2 separate regions of the Homo sapiens genome follow, and region 2 is linked to region 1. A link is an interaction called in ENCODE POLR2A ChIA-PET data of the cell type or tissue named here. Cell type or tissue: GM12878. All regions are shown on one strand. Each heading gives the region's core, and the rest is flanking DNA. Links, peaks and the distances in the headings are about the cores only.

Region 1 (8,344 bases), core at 254-8,253:
GTTAATGGGTGCAGCACACCAGCATGGCACATGTATACATATGTAACTAACCTGCACATTGTGCACATGTACCCTAAAACTTAAAGTATAATAATAATAAAAAAAGAAACATTACAAAGCTACTTTCACAGCCTCCTTTTACACTGAGATATAAATTCTTGAAGCTAATTATACTAATGTGCCTGTTCTCTACTGGTATATTTTTCTGATTTAAACTAGTATATGAAGATCTTTTAGAGGCATGAAGATTTCATGGAGTATGGGTAACATCCACCTCCTAAGAAATAAAAAAGTTATAAAAGAATATAAATATTTTATATTAACATATTAATCAATGTTATAATTTATATAATAGACGTGTAAACTTACATATTTTATTATCTATATTTTATATTTACATATAAATTTATATTAACATAATTAATCCATATTAAATAATATGAATATTTTAGATTAGGTTGTTAGTCCATAAAAGTAAGATAAAAACTAGAAATTTATTTTTAATTTTTAGACAAAATATCTGGGGCTTAGCTATAGGAAAAAAAAAAGGTTGTTGTCCTTAGTTCAAAACCATAGTTTAAAAAAATCAAACCCTAAAAATAAATAGTAAGGGAAATCCTTGGCTGAATATGCCATATGAATTCAAATCCATCAGAAATAGTAGATGTCACTCTCTCAGAAGACATACATCATTGTCTTAAAGAAAATGCAGCTCCAGGCAGCGAATGACAAAGTCTGGTGAATAAAGTCACACAAAAAGGTTAAATAGCTTGAATTTATTTTTGTTGGAAAAGACAGGGCTATAAAGTGACATGAATGATTTTGTCACAGTGATTATAGTGGCCTCAAGACAGCAAGGAGACTTTATGTGGTAGAACGTCAGTATGCCAATCATTGTCCAAGTTCCTGTCATTTTATTTGGCTGTCTCCCTCCCCTCGTCATCATGGCCCTGCCTTTCCTAATAGGCTTTGCCTTTCCTAATAAATCCTGACTCAGATTTGAAGCAAGAGGGACAGCTACTTCAATTCAAACACTCACCTTGAGAGCCCGGCCATACCAACACAGGCCCTGGCTCTGCTGGGCCAGGAGGGGTATAAGTGCAGGAAGAGGAGGAAAGAATTTAGGGCTTTAGCCATAAAAGTAGAATGAGGTCCACGATCCTCTCCATGCCATCCCAACGAAAGCATTACATAATCCAGAGAAAATAAATATTGTAACTCTTGGAACTATCTCAAAAGTACATACAATCACTAACAAATGGTCACAGAACTTTTTTCCTGCATTTTTGGTGAAAGAAAATTGAAACAAAAGTAGACCATAAATATTTACTGAGCACCAACTGTGTGTCAGGCACAGTGCTAAGCAGTGCACAAACAATAGTGAATATGAATAACCAATTGTGAGCCCAACATTACAATCTGTTTCATAAGAACACCTTCTACTAACACCCAAGTTATCGGCGCCCCAATCCCCTCCTTAATGGACACATAAGCATGCACAACTTTATGCCAAGCCTATGAGGCAAATTTTACTTTTAGAATACCTATAAAAATGCCTGGTCATTCCTTTATACTGAATATGAATCCTGTAGCAATGTAGCAATGGATCCCTATCCTGTAGCAATGGATTACTGTCAAAGACTTTGAAAAATGACATGATCAGCAAATGTAGAGGGTAAACTAAGCATATAATTTAAAGCTTAAATCCAGGGGATTATGAGCAGTGAGAACTAGGAAAATGATTTTAGGAAGGAGATTATTCCAGCAATAAAGGGCAGAAGGGACATTAAAATCCACATCCACAGAGGAGAATGAATGAGGAGCAATTCAAGGGGCACAACAGAAACAAATGAATGGAAAAAAAGAAAAACCTCACAAAATATAGGTTTACAAGTAAGTAGTAAAATGGAAAGCGTGTTGAATTATAACACATTTTCTAAATCCCAAAATAAGTCCAGCAATGTGCTACAGGGATGGTTCCCAACACTGAATGTAAATAACCTTTCAGAGACTTGTTTTTACTTTAGTTGCATAGAGAAAGAGACGCTTGGCAGAAATAGAGTGGGGGGAAATACAAAATAAACCAAGGGTCATACCGAATGAGAAAAGAGCAAAGCTATGTACACAGGAAAATGGAAAGAGGCTGCAGGAAAGTGACAGAGCCTATATTGAGGGATGATGAAAGAAAGAGAAGAAGAAAAAAGAGAAGAAACAATTGTCCAGGGAAAACCTGATGTAATGTTGGGGGTATGGGAGCATTAATGAAGAAACAGGGCCCTCTATAAGTCATGGCATCAACAATTTCATTCAGTCAATATTTGCTTGTTGAGCACCTGTTATGTACAAGGCTCTGTCTGTGCTCAACGATGGAAAGAAATACAAATGAAGATGAGGGTCCATGCCTTCATTCCATGTTATTGCGTGTAATTAAATTAAAATAATTTTTATTCCATAACCCTACAATAACTGCAAAGTTCATCATTTCATAATCAGAACACTTAAGAAAACACCCAAAACACTCATCAAAGACCGCAAGTAGATGTCATATTAAATTGATTATGAATAAATAGTACTTTTCCCTCGTTAACTATGAGAGAACATTGTCTATTCAAGATTATTAAGAACTATAAGAACATCATGCTAAACTTGTCTCAGAAATTAAATTAAGTGAAAATTCTTAGTATCTCGGCACCAATATCCTCTCCCCACCACTTTTTTTTTTTTTACTTTAGAGGATTCTGAGAGTCAATGAAAACTGCTATACACTGTGGTTTGACATAGTCTTACCTCTAGTAACTTACCTAGCCAGAATGGCTTCACCTTTGGTGACAGGAATGAACACTTCTTGAATTTCCCCTATCTTCTTATCACTCAATATCTGTCCAAGTTAGAAGGTACTTTCACGAGGAAATAATTCAGAAAAAAAGCTATGTACTATTTACAGCTAAACCAGCTATACAGGATCATAAAAAGTGAGAACATTTTTGTAGCCCTGAATCAAAGCTTTCATAATCTTTTTTTTATAATTTCAACTTTTATTTTAGATTCAAGGGATACATGTGCAGGTTTGTTACATTGGTATATTGAGTGATGCTGAGATTTGGGATATGAATGATCCTATCACGCAGATGCTGAGCATAGTACCCAGCAGTTAGTTTTTCAACCCTTGCCCCTCTCCTTCCCTTCCTCTCTCTTAGTCCCCAGTATCTACCATTGCCATTTTGATGTCCATGAGTATCCAATGTTTAGCTCCCACTTATATGTGAGAATATACAGTATTTGGTTTTCTGTTCCTGTATTAATTCACTTAATATAATGGCCTCCCGCCACATCTGTGTGGCTGCAAAGGATATAATATCATTATTTTTAAGGCTGCATAGTATTCCATGGTATATATGTACCACATTTTCTTTACCCAGTCCACCATGAATGAGCACCTAGGTTGATTCCCTGACTTTGCTGTTATGAATAGTGCAATGAACATGAGTGCATGTGTCTTTTTGGTAGAATGATTTATTTTCTTTTGGCTATACATAGACCAGTGGAACACAATAGAGAGCCCAGAAACAAAGCTGCATACCTCCAGCCATCTGATCTTCAACAAAGTGGGCAAAAATAAGCCATGGGGAAAGAACTCCCTCTTCAATAAACAATGCTGGGATAGCTGGCTAGTTATATGCGGAAGAATGAAACTGGACCCCTAACTTTCACCATATATAAAAATTAACTCAAGATGCTTCAAACTATAAGAATCTTAGAAGAATACCTAGAGAACACCATTCTGGAAATCGGCCTTGAGAAAGAATTTATGACCGAGTCCTCAAAGCAATTGCAACAAAAACAAAATTGTCAAGTAGGACATAATTAAACTCAAGAGCTTCTGCACAGCAAAAGAAACTATCAACAGAGTAAACAGATAACTTACAGAATTCAACAAAATATTAGCAAACTATGCATCCAATGAAAGTGTAATATCCAGAATCTATAAGGAACTTAATTCAACAAGCAAAAAATAAATAATCCCAATAAAACATAGGCAAAAGACATAGACACTCCTCAAAAGCAGACATACAAGCAGCCAACAAACAAGTAAAAAAAATGCTCAACATCACTAATCATCAGAGAAATGCAAATCAAAACCACAATGAGATACCATCTCACATCAGTCAGAATGGCTATTATTAAAAAGTCAAAAAAACAGATGCTGATGAGGGTAAGGAGAAAAGGGAACACTTACACACTCTTGGTGGGAATGAACTTATTCAGCCACTGTGGAAAGCAATTTGGAAATTTCTCAAAGAACTTACAACAGAACTACCATTCAATCCAGCAGTCTATTACTGGATATACATCCAAAACTTTCATCATCTTTGATGATGTTAAGGTTTCTACCAAAGTCAATAAAGTTCTTCCTAAGACATAATGGCTTCAGCCGGGCGTGGTGGTTCACGCCTGTAATCCTAGCACTTTGGGAGGCCGAGGCGGGTGGATCACGAGGTCAGGAGTTCAAGACCAGCCTGGCCAAGAAGGTGAAACCCCCGTCTCTACTAAAAATACAAAAAATTAGCTGGGTGCGGTGGCAGGCGCCTGTAATCCCAGCTACTCAGGAGGCTGAGGCAGGAGAATCGCTTGAACTCGGAGGGTGGAGGTTGCAGTGAGCTGAGATGGCACCACTGCACTCCAGCCTGGCGACAGAGTGAGACTCCATCTCAAAAAAAAAAAAAAAGAAAGAAAAGAAAAGAAATAATTGGCTTCATTCTTCAGCATACTGGCAAATTTGTAAATATATCTGTTTTTCAAAATCCTATCCTTATTAAACACTTACTTAAAGTTTTTCTGGAAGGCACATGAAAGCATTCCTAACTATTTGTAAGCTGCAGCTAATACCAACCTTGAAAATTCACAATCTATGGCAAACCATGACTGACACCAAAATTATCCATCTCAGTAAGAACGAATTTTCCAAATTCTAACTTAGGGACTCTTCATTTACACAACATACATTTATTTAACACATACCACATGCTATTCAAAATAAGATGTTGCTCATTTTGTACAAACTGATTTTTTAGAGTATGAAAAACTCCTGCATAAATTAGGAAATCAATATTTAATGGTCTCATCTCCTGATCCATGCAAGGCACAGTGTCTAAAGTCTAAACTGTAAAATGGGGAGAAGTGTGAAGCCCCTTAAAGCATTCTCTCACTAGCCTGCAGACCTTTACAAAGACCAAGAAGAAGAAAGAGGTGAAAGACAAGAAGGTAAAGAAAGAGGAGGAAGAAATAATAAAAAGAAAAAGAAAAAAACACACACATATAGAATAGGAAGGAAGAAGAAGAAGGAAGGAGGAGGAACCGAATACTTAAAGCTCATGTGTGGATGAGAACAAGACTGACTAAAAAAAAAAAAACAAAAAAAAAAAAAACACAAGTTTCCCTTTAAAGACCTAAGACACAGATCAAGGGTGGAGCCAGAAACTCAGAAAGTGCTTCAGACTCTTTCAGGTAGCTCTTTCTAGTTGAGCCAGAAGGATACTGACCTGACCAGCCTAGTATCTTCTCTTGATCATTTGCTCTCTGATTTCCCTGAGCCTCACCTGCCACCACCCTTTTACCTACAGCCTGTTCCTGACCATATCTGATGATCCTAGATCATTCCTCAGGTAACTGCTCGCCTCGCTCCCTCTCCAGCCTACTTTAGATTAATACCACCAAGCTATGTGTAGCCTCAACTGCCACTTATGCCTGCTGAGGAGCCACAGCTGAGTTCCTCAACAGAACACTAACAGGATATCCCAAAGGCATTAAAAATCCACTAGGGAAATCAAAGAAATCTGCAGAACCAGGTTCTGTCAAGTGGTAGCTCTTCCTGTAGCATCATGCTGTTTAATCCAAAGAAAGAAAACCACACAGAGAAAAAAGCTTGAGCAATGACCAAATTGTGTGTACCAGCAAATTGTGTGTACCAGCCTGACCCCCAACATCCTAACCTCATCCTAACCTTGAAGTGCCTAGGTTCAAATCCCCTAACCTCACTAGTGGAGGAAATGAAGGCAATTCCTCCGAAACAAACCTACTTAAAAGGCAAATTGAAAAAAAAAAAATAAAGCAGAATAGAAATTGACCAACTAGAGGTAAAAGCTAGAGACATGGGGCAGTGTGAAGCAGAATAAGTGGTCTCACACAACTCAACCAGGAGTTCTGCCTCAGCTAGAAAATTTTAAAATCACTTGCAAAATGTGAGCTCTCAAGGCCTATCTGCAGAAAAGCACCATCGATTTCTCATCTTCAAAGAGTTATCTAACAATCTTTACTTGAGACAAAAAATGCAACAAAAGGGCAATTATTGCTAAGTGCTAAAATCCCCTAGTACAAAATTAAATTTTAAAAAGGAGAAGAAAAATGTTCATTTAACCTCGCTGATACATGATTCTGAAAATCTCTTCAACACAAATAACAAGCATATTTAGGGGTAGGGGAGAATGATTTACGTTCTTTATTCCTTCTCTTTCCAGTTAGAACCGCTGATATTTCTGGATCATGGTACAAAATTTTCAATTTTATTTTCAAAATCAAGTTACAGAGAACAGTCTGTCCTGGGGGAAACAAAACAAACTTCTATTTTAAAAGGAACTCTAATGATAAAATCAAAAGTAAAGGATAGCCAGAAGTCAAAAATCATTTTTATATAAAATATTTCTATTTTAAAAAATACAGCATGTTGTACTCTATTTTAATTATATGTAAAATAACTGCAAGTTAGCTAGGGAGGAGACCTGGGCCAGACCAAGAAATAACGTTAGGTATGTTCCAACACAGAGATAAATGGGAAACCACATGTCAAATAAGTAGTAAAGATTATAAAAGATTATTTTATGTTGATGTCTAACATTTTGAGAATCCTATTCCCACTTCTACCACTTATTACCTGTATAACCTTAGGCAGGTTAATTAACTTCAGTTTCCTCATCTTCAAATGGGTATAACAGTATCTACCTCATAATGAGAGATAATGCATGTAAATCACTCAATACAATGCCTGGTACATGACAAAAAAAGTTATATATTATTTATATTTTGTATATATTATATATTTATACTTATATATTATAAATGTTTATATTTATTTAAGTTAATAAATACTAATCCTTATTTTTTCAACTATTTCCCCCAATGTTTGCTTGCAAGTGCTTTTATTATCAAAGTAAACACATTCAACTACATGTTTTCAGAAGCTATCATTTTTTGTTATTATTGATTACATATCTCTTTTACCTGAATGATATCACGTTTGGGACTCTGGTACTGCTAGTTCTATGAAGGCATAAAAGATACTTTGTATTTTTTCTTTTGGAGAAAAATATATGAATATGGATCCCTGCTTAGCAATTAATGTTTCTACCTATGAAACTTTGACCACAAAAAGGCATATACAATTTTGGTGTTGATTGCTGAATACTAATATGTGACTTACGATGAACGAGTGTAACAGAGAGTGTACATATCTACAAACAAATAGGACACGTGTCCTTCAAGAGGTGTTTTTCACCATTTAAATGTCAGATATCCTCACAAATTCCATTTTCATTTTCAAGATAATAAAAATGAAACATTCCTGTTGTGCTCTGCAAGCTTCTTCACTATTGTCTAACTTTAAAATGTATATATTTTTCAGGCACTAAAAGTCATATATAGTTCCAATGGGGTAAATGTAAGAAATCTGACTCCAGCAACATTTAATGGCATCTAAAGAATCGTTGGTGGCCCCCTTCCATAAGACCAGTCTAGCATAGTAGTTAAGCACATAGGCAGTGCGGTGGAGCTGAAGTGCCTAGGTTCAAATCCCCTATCAGCTTTGTGACTTTACAGATAAGTATTACCTGTCACACATGATTTTTTTGAGGACGCAATGAATTAATGTACATCAAGTATTCAGAAGACCATTTGGCACATAAAAGGTAGCCATGTAAGTTACCATATATTTAGCTATTTTAGTATATAACATATATAGTGACACTATTAAAAGTATTTTTCTCTTTTTATCATTTCCTTTTCCTTCCACCTTCTCACCATTCCCCTCAAGGACTCTACCTTTTCTTCTGCTCCATCCCCCAGCCCCACTTTTATGAACATCTATCTTCTTTCCCTTTGGGGCTTATCCATGCTACTTAATGATAAATATGGCCCTATCTAATTAGCCCCACTGGAGTTAGGGAATACTACCGACCTTACAGATTCCTGTTCTCAGTGTGTTGTGAGAAAAAAGCAGGCCTCTCTCCAAGTTCTTCTAAGGGACTCTATTTGTTAAAAACAACAGGAGAACTCTTGGCATTCTTTGCAATAT
Region 2 (8,344 bases), core at 312-8,311, 98 kb before region 1:
AAGAAGTTAATTGTTAAATAAATTACAAAACAATCATACACTGGCATACTATGTAACTATTAAAAATACCATAGGGATCTACTTATGAAACGTAAAAATTTTTATAAAATAAACAGTGAAAAAAGTAGGCTGCCGATCAGCACAAATATTATCAGATTCAATAATATAACAGGGAAAATATTTATTTCAAAAGTTGTGGAAGTCTAGCAACAGGGCAGGACATAAGAAGAAAACATGGCCAGAGAGGTATTCCAGTGGCAGAGAAGTTCAAGAAACTTCCATTTTTACTTTTATTTCACTTCTTTTTTATTGCTAATTTTATATTTTCATCTTTTTAAAAAATGTATTTCACTTTTCTTATATATATGTATATGTGAATAATTTTATTTAAATGTATATACATCTGATGCATTTATTTATTTGATCCATTTACTTATAAATTCAGTGCCCTGCATACGTGTAATCTAATCATGGCACTTTAAAAATAAATTTTTGTGAAAGATCCCGCTAAAATAAATAACAACGGAAATTTGAATGTATCTCAGTGTATTACAAACTCATATAACTTAATCAAATTGTTAACAATTAAAATAATTAGTAGTATCTTCAATGTTCAGAATACATACAGTTCATGGTACATAACAAAAAATCATTTTTTAATAAAAGACAAAAAAATCCAAAACATGCCTGTGTGCTCAATTTTTAGAAATATGTAAAAATTTAGAGAGCACTTGACTGCATGGAATTTTGAGTCTTATTAACAAAACAAGAAAATACAAAAATCAAATCCCAATGTATCATTGAGAGTCACAATAAACAGAACTGACAGTAGACACACAGACTCCATGAAAAGAAAAGATCTTGGTGAATTAGAACAGTCAAATCAGGATTCATGAAGACTTAATTGCTGGAAGATAGATTAAATGTCCATGGTTTGTAAAGAGGCATAGAGGAACATTTCAAATGAAAAGAATAACAACAGCAAAGCTGTGGCAGGGAAAAAACTACAGAGGTAGAGAAAAGATAAGCCTGCCTGAGAGTTTAAGTTGAGGAAATAATACCACCAGCTAGCATTTATGGTGTGCCAGGAACTGTACTAGGTATTTTAAATGCATCCATAGATCACAGAAATAAACAGCCAATTGGGAAGGTAGTTATAAATATGATCTCATTTGGTAGGCTAGGAAATAGATGCCTGAAGACAAATGGCAAGCCCAAGGAGGTACACAAGTGGCCAGTGAAAGGAACAAGCACCAAGTTCCACAGCTGGTGAATGATTACACCAAGATGTATTCCCACGTAGGTCTAATTCCTGAGTCTACCATCTGAACAACCACATTCCACTATTAATGAAAAAGAGTAAAACTAAGTTGCCCATGATTTTATATTGTATCAACAAAGTGGCCAGTGCACATTAAAGAACTATTCAAGATGAAAGTCCTATAAAAATTAACCTAACTGTAATAGTGTTGGAAAACTGGATAACCACATGCAAAACAATAAAATCAGACTCTGAAATCATGACATATATAAAAAACACTCAAAATAGGCTAAAGACTTAAACACAGACCTGAAGCTATAAAACTTTTGGAAGAAAACATAGGGTAAAAGCTTCCTGATATTGCTCTGGGCAATAATTGTTTTGGCTATAACCCCCAAAACACAGGCAACAGAAGCAAAAATAAACAAATAGCATAATACCAAACTACAAAGCTTCTGCACAGGAACAATCAACAGAATGAAGAGAAAACCTACAAAATGGGGGCAAATATTTCTGAAACAAACATCTGATAAGGTGTTAACATCCAAAATATATGAGGAACTCAAAAAACTCAATAACAAGAAAACAAATAACATGATGGAAAAAATAGGCAAAGGATCTGAATAGACATTTTTACAAAGAAGATATACAAATGGACAACAGGTAAATGAAAAAATACTCAACATCATTAATAATCAGGGAAATGCAAAGTGAAACCACAATGAGATATCACCTCACACAAGTAAGAATGGCTTTTATCAAAAAATAACAAAAAGATAGCAAGGGCTGGTGAGGATGTAGAGAAAAAGGAACTCTCACACACTGTTGATGGGAATATAAATTAGTACAGCCATTAGGAAAAACAATCTGGAGGTTTCTCCAAGAATTAAAAATAGAACTATGATATGATCCAGCACTCCCCCTTCTGGGTATGCATCCAAAGAAAATGAAATCAGTATGTCAAAGAGATATCTGCACTCCCATGTTTATTACAGCACTATTCGCAATACCTAAGATATGGGGTCAAACTAAGTATCTATGGATGAATGAATGGATAAAGAAAACAGGGTGACATACACACACACACACACACACACACACACACACACACACACACACAATAGAATACGACTCAGCCTTAAAATGAAGGAAATCCTGTCATTTGCAACAACACGAATGAACCTGGAGGACATTATAAATGAAATAAGCCAGGCACAGAAAGACAAATACTACATGATCTCATTTACATGTGGAATCTAAAAAAGTTGAACTCACGAAAGAGAAAGTATAATGATGGTGCCAGACTCTGGAGGAAGTGAGGAGGGTGTACAGAGAGACACTGGTTAAAAGGTACAAAAGTCCAATTATACTGGGGCAATAAGTTCTGGAGATCTATTGCACACTGTGGTAACTACAGTTAGTAATGTATTATATACTTGGAAATGGTGAAATGTTCTCACCATAAAAACATGAAAAGTACGTGAGGTGACAGATAAAGTAATTCACTTGATGTAATCATTTCACAGTATGTACATACATCAAAACATCATGCATACCATAAATATACACAATTTTTTTCAATCATATCTTAATAAAGCTGGGTGGGAAAGCAACAAGAAAAAAAAAATAACCTAACTGCAAGACATAGAAAGAATTAACAAAGGAGATTCATGGTTGAAATGTCTCTATTAGGCCTGGTGCGGTGGCTCAAGCCTATAATCCCAGCATTTTGGGAGACTGAGGTGGACAGATTGCCTGAAGTCAGGAGTTTGAGACCAGCCTGGCCAACATGGTGAAACCCTGTCTCTACTAAAAATACAAAAATTAGCCCGGTGTGGTGGCAGGTGCCTGTAATCCCAGGTACTCCGGAGGCTGAGGCAGGAGAGTCGCCTGAACCCGGGAGGCGGAGGTTGCAGTGAGCTGAGATCACGCCATTGTACTCCAGCCTGGGCAACAAGAGCGAGAGTTTGTCTCAAGAAAAAAAGGCCGGGTGCAGTGGCTCAAACCTGTAATCCCAGCACTTTGGGAGGCCGAGGTGGGCGGATCGCCTGAGGTCAAGAGTTCCAAACCAGCCTGGCCAACATGGTGAAACCCCGTCTCTACTAAAAATACAAAAATTAGCCAGGTGTGGTGGCAGGTGCCTCAATCCCAGGTACTTGGGAGGCTGAGGCAGGAGAATCACTTGAACCCAGGAGGCAGAGGTTGCAGTGAGCCGAGATCGCGCCACTGCACTCCAGCCTAACTGACAAGACCAAGACTTCCTCTCAAAAAAAAAGGCCAGGCACCTGTAATCCCAGCACTTTGGGAGACCGAGGCGGGTGGATCATGAGGTCAGGAGATCGAGACCATCCTGGCTAACACAATGAAACCCTGTCTCTACTAAATATACAAAAAATTAGCCAGGCATGGTGGCACACACCTGTAGTCCCGGCTACTCAGGAGGCTGAGGCAGGAGAATTGATTGAACCCGGGAAGGGGAGGTTGCAGTGAGCCGAGACCGCGCCACTGCACTCCAGCCTGGGAGACAGAGTGAGACTCCATCTCAAAAACAAACAAAAAGTCTCCATTATATGAATTTAATAAATTTCTCCAAATCGAGGAGCTTTTAGTTGAAAATTCCACGTATACATCCATCTGCATGTTATCATTATGGAACCACATAACAGAGCAGATAACATAGCAGTTCCTGAGCACTCTAAAGACATCATCATCATAATCATAGATGATATGATGCAGAATCTATTATCCAAAAGGGAAGAGTAACTTTTAAGTTAATTTTAAACCACTTTCTTCAAATAATTGAATTATCAATAGCTTAGCTAAGAGTGGAACTGCAATGTAATATTTGAGAGCAGTCAAGGGCTATTATTTGACTACAATTTTGAAAATCATTTTAAAAATCTACTTTTTAATAACTGACATATTGTTTGGCTTCCCTATTTTAATTTCAAGAACAAGTACTTCTCTTTGGATTTAATGTATGCCATACTGTAGCAATGAGAAGAATAGTTGATTTGATTTATATAACACACATTTATAAAAACAGATGAAGTATCTTTGATGCTAAAAATGGAAATTATTTTCCCTAGGATCTCTTGTATTTTTAAATGGCATGCACACTGATTAAAAACTCTCCACAATTTACATCCACATATGGACTTGTGTGGATTTGCATGGATGTATCTGAAATAAATAATGTAAATGCTCTTTATTTTGTCTATACCTTTACTCAGCTTTTTCACTGATTCAAATTGGAAATAAATATAAATTTTTAAGTATACATTTTCTTCTCTTTTTTTTTAAGAGATGGAGTCTCACTATCCAGGCTTGCCCATGTTGGAGGGCACTCCACAATCGTAACATACTAGAACCTCTAACTCCTGGGCTTAAGTGATCCCCCAGCTTCCCAACTAGCTGGGACTACATGCGCATGCCACTGAGACTGGCTAGCATACATTTTCTATAATATGGAATGGCATAAATCTTACCCTGAAAAGTAGAATATTCTTTTTTTTTTTTTTTTTGATACTGAGCCTCGCTCAGTCACCCAGGCTGGAGTGCAGTGGCGCGATCTAGGCTCACTGCAAGCTCTGCCACCCAGGTTTACACCATTCTCCTGCCTCAGCCTCCCGAGTAGCTGGGACTACAGGTGCCCGCCACCACGCCGGGCTAATTTTTTGTATTTTTAGTAGAGACGGGGTTTCATCGTGTTAGCCAGGATGGTCTCGATCTCCTGACCTCATGATCTGCCCATCTCGGCCTCCCAAAGTATAGAATATTCTTTATCCATGTGTTCATTTATCTGTACTAATATATACAGTTAATAAAATAATAAACAGAATCATTATTATTACTTTTCCAACAGTCACTTCCCTGAGATCTATGTTTCAAAGAAGAAACAGCAATATTGTTTGAAGCTGCAGATTTGAAATGGGCAGCTAGCATCAAACCCTCAAAGAACAGAGAAAATAGGTAAGCTAATTGAAAGGTCACCATTGCGCAAGGAAGTTTGTGTCATCCACCTTCTTGCTACCAGAAGCAACTTTTTCTTCTTTTACAGCTATGGTGTATTTCTTTCCTTAGAAGGCTATTAATATATTCAAATTTTGATCTGGTATGCCAAGGAAATAGGAAGAAATATCAATGAATGAACAAGACAATCAGGACACCTTGAGATTAGGTTAGAAGCACATTAAGTCACACTCAAGAACAAGATATTATATTGTGGATTCCTAGCTATCATCGAGTCTCCCTTAATCAAGTGCAAAATGTCAGCCTGACCTGAACAAGTTCAGGAAAGACTTGAATTGGAGGATGAACATAATTACTAACTGAGCCACAAATCTATTTTTTTTCCTAAATGAAGAGAAATGCTAAGTCAATGGAGAGAAATGAAGACTGAATGTGCATGTGAGTAAAGGTAAAAATATTAATTTCCAATTTCATTTCAAACTTCAAATCAAGTATAAAGCTAAAGGCTGTATAGCAGAGTAATCTATGAATAAATATACAAAAGATTGTTGCATGTAATGATCTCAATAGCTATAAGCAGCTCCAAATTAAACAGGCAAACAAAACAGTTAAGTCTTTAAGTGTCAGTATTTAGTTTCATACCAGCTATATACCAGATCAACATAATCCACCAATTTGAAAATGAAACCAAAGTTCACTTCTCACATTTTTCCTCCCTACAAGATGCTCTAGCTAACACACCATATTTGGAAAATTTATAAATTTTCAAACCCTCTGCAAAATGGAAGTAAACTTGAATCTTTCTTATGGCCTACTAAATAAACAATCAAAAACTGGCAATAGATTCTGATGTATTCAAAATCAATGGAAAACAGTGAGAAAGCCCTCCCCTGAAGATAAACTTTCTTCTTAGATTGGAGAAATGATTTAGACAGTACAGCAAACAATACAGTATAGATATGACTCAAAGAAAAGCTCTATCATCAATTTTAGCAATACCAGCAGAGAACAATTAACAACAAATCTCTATATTTACATAGAAACAGGTGCTATTTATAAATACATTTTAAGAAACCAGAGAAAAACACTTTTCTCTCTATTCAAATAAGAAATCTACATTTTTATTTTGTTTCTCAACAGATCTGTTTCTAAGAAAAATTGCATTTCAAAATGTGGCTTGGCTCACACACATACACACAAAGGCAACTTAAAATAAAGGGAATGCTATTCCTTCAAAGGTCAGAGGATGAAAGCCATAATTTGATTATTCACCAGAAGCAATTATCCTTATCTGGGAAGACAGAGGAAGGCAGTCACTTTACATTACACTTTACCTGGGCTAGGGAAAAAAGCATGTTAAATTGTCCAGAATTTTATAACAAAGGATAAGGGCAAAAGTACTGGCGTGTATCTCTCATTAAAAACATGATATTTGCAAAATTAATCTTAAATTTCACATTCAAATATAGTTGAGTTGTGGGAAATGTTTACAAAGAGGTAACAAAGACAGATTTAAGATAAAATGAATGTATAGATATAGATGAGTATATTAAAACATTTTTAGGTATTTTTATATATATAAAATATATATGGATGTGTAATTAGTATAGTTTTCCACAAACATGCACATACTAATGTAAAACTCCAAGCTAGCATTCCATTGGCACCATCTATGTTAGTATAACTATTTTAACTTCCGCAAATAATTAATGATGGCACTCACTACCATTCTTGATTCCATCTGTCCTGTGGTAAGTAGAATTCTAAGATAGCCCCCAAGATTCCCACCCCAAGGTGTATACCCCCTGCACAATTCCTTCCCCTTGAATATTGGTGGGACTGTAAATACGATGGGTTACCATCCATATAATGTTACATGGCAAAGGGGTTTTCACAGATGTAATTAAGGTCCTTTATCAGCTGACTTTGTGTTAATGAAAAGGGAGACAACTTTGAGTGGCCTAATTTAATATTGTGAGCCCTTAATCAGGTCAGAAGCCATAGCAAAAGCTCTCCTGCTAGCCTGGAAAAAGCAGTTGCCATATTATAAACTGCCTATGGAAGGGGCCATTGGACAAGATCTGAGAGTGACCTTTTGGGGCTAAGAGAGGTTTTGATCCAACTCTTAGCAAGAAAACAGGGACCTTAGTCATCGAGCCACAAGGAATGCTGAATTCTGCCAACAACCTTGAATGACTCTGAGAAAACCCCCAAACCTCAGATGTAAGCCAACACCTTTATTTCACCCTGAGCAGAGACCCAGCTCATCTGAACAAGCAAACAGGCCAACACCTTTACTTCACCCTAAGCAGAGACCCAGCTCATCTGAAAACAAAATCCTGAACCACATAAAGTGTGAGATAATAAATTTGTGTTATTTTAAGCCACTAAGTTTGTGTTAATTTGTTACACAGCAATAGAAAAACAAAACAAAAAAAAAACTAAATAAAATTTTAATTTTCTCTTTACCACATCATCTGCAACAGATATTTAATAAACTTGGATGACAGGGGAAGTATAGACAGAACCACTTACAGATGTGTGAAAATCTAGAAGACCTGATGGTGATGGGGAGTAAGCTGATGAGTTTAACAATGGATGTGTTGGCTAGGCTCAGTGGCTCACGCCTGTAATCCCAGCACTTTGAGAGGCTGAGGCGGGTGGATCACCTAAGGTCAGGAGTTCGAGACCAGCCTGGCCAACATGGTGAAACCTCGTCTCTACTAAAAATGCAAAAAGTAGCTGGGTATGGTGGCGGGTTCCTGTAATCCCAGCTACTCAGGAGGCTGAGGCAGGAGAATAGCTTGAACCTAAGAGATGGAGGTTGTAGTGAGCCAAGATTGTACCACTGTACTTCAGCCTGGGTGACAGAGCAAGACTCCATCTCAAAAAATAAAATTAAAAAAAAAATGGAAGTGTTGATCTTGAAGTGATAACTGAAATCCTGACCCTTTGAGAAAGATGCAATAGGAACTGGTGGTGTGGGGAGAACAGTCATGAAAGAGGTCAGGCTTAGCAAATATCTACAGAAATAGGGTTGAACTGTGATGAGTGGGAGAGTGAAAAGGACACTGACTCAGGCTTGGATATGTCTACATTTAGAGAGGGAAG

The links. ChIA-PET counts read pairs that join two places held together with the same protein. Peaks named below come from ENCODE experiments on the same cell type or tissue, not always from the same donor. Only the 100,000 strongest peaks of a DNase experiment are listed, where the experiment ranks them.
Region 2: POLR2A ChIA-PET joins it to region 1 with 14 read pairs; 5 of 35 experiments call an interaction of 5 or more read pairs at or near these places.

What each region holds. Positions count from the first base shown.
Region 1 is chr7:87,941,899-87,950,242 of GRCh38, reverse strand. The region is part of intron 2 of ADAM22 (ADAM metallopeptidase domain 22); the gene reads right to left. Among named protein-coding and RNA genes, the nearest start is that of ADAM22, 12 kb to the right of the region's middle. In GM12878, for the core only: no CTCF peak of the experiment used is centred there; no DNase peak of the experiment used is centred there.
Region 2 is chr7:88,039,926-88,048,269 of GRCh38, reverse strand. The region is part of intron 3 of ADAM22 (ADAM metallopeptidase domain 22); the gene reads right to left. Among named protein-coding and RNA genes, the nearest start is that of ADAM22, 110 kb to the right of the region's middle. In GM12878, for the core only: no CTCF peak of the experiment used is centred there; a DNase peak (open chromatin) is centred at 2,572; H3K4me3 peaks cover 732 bases; H3K27ac peaks cover 2,487 bases.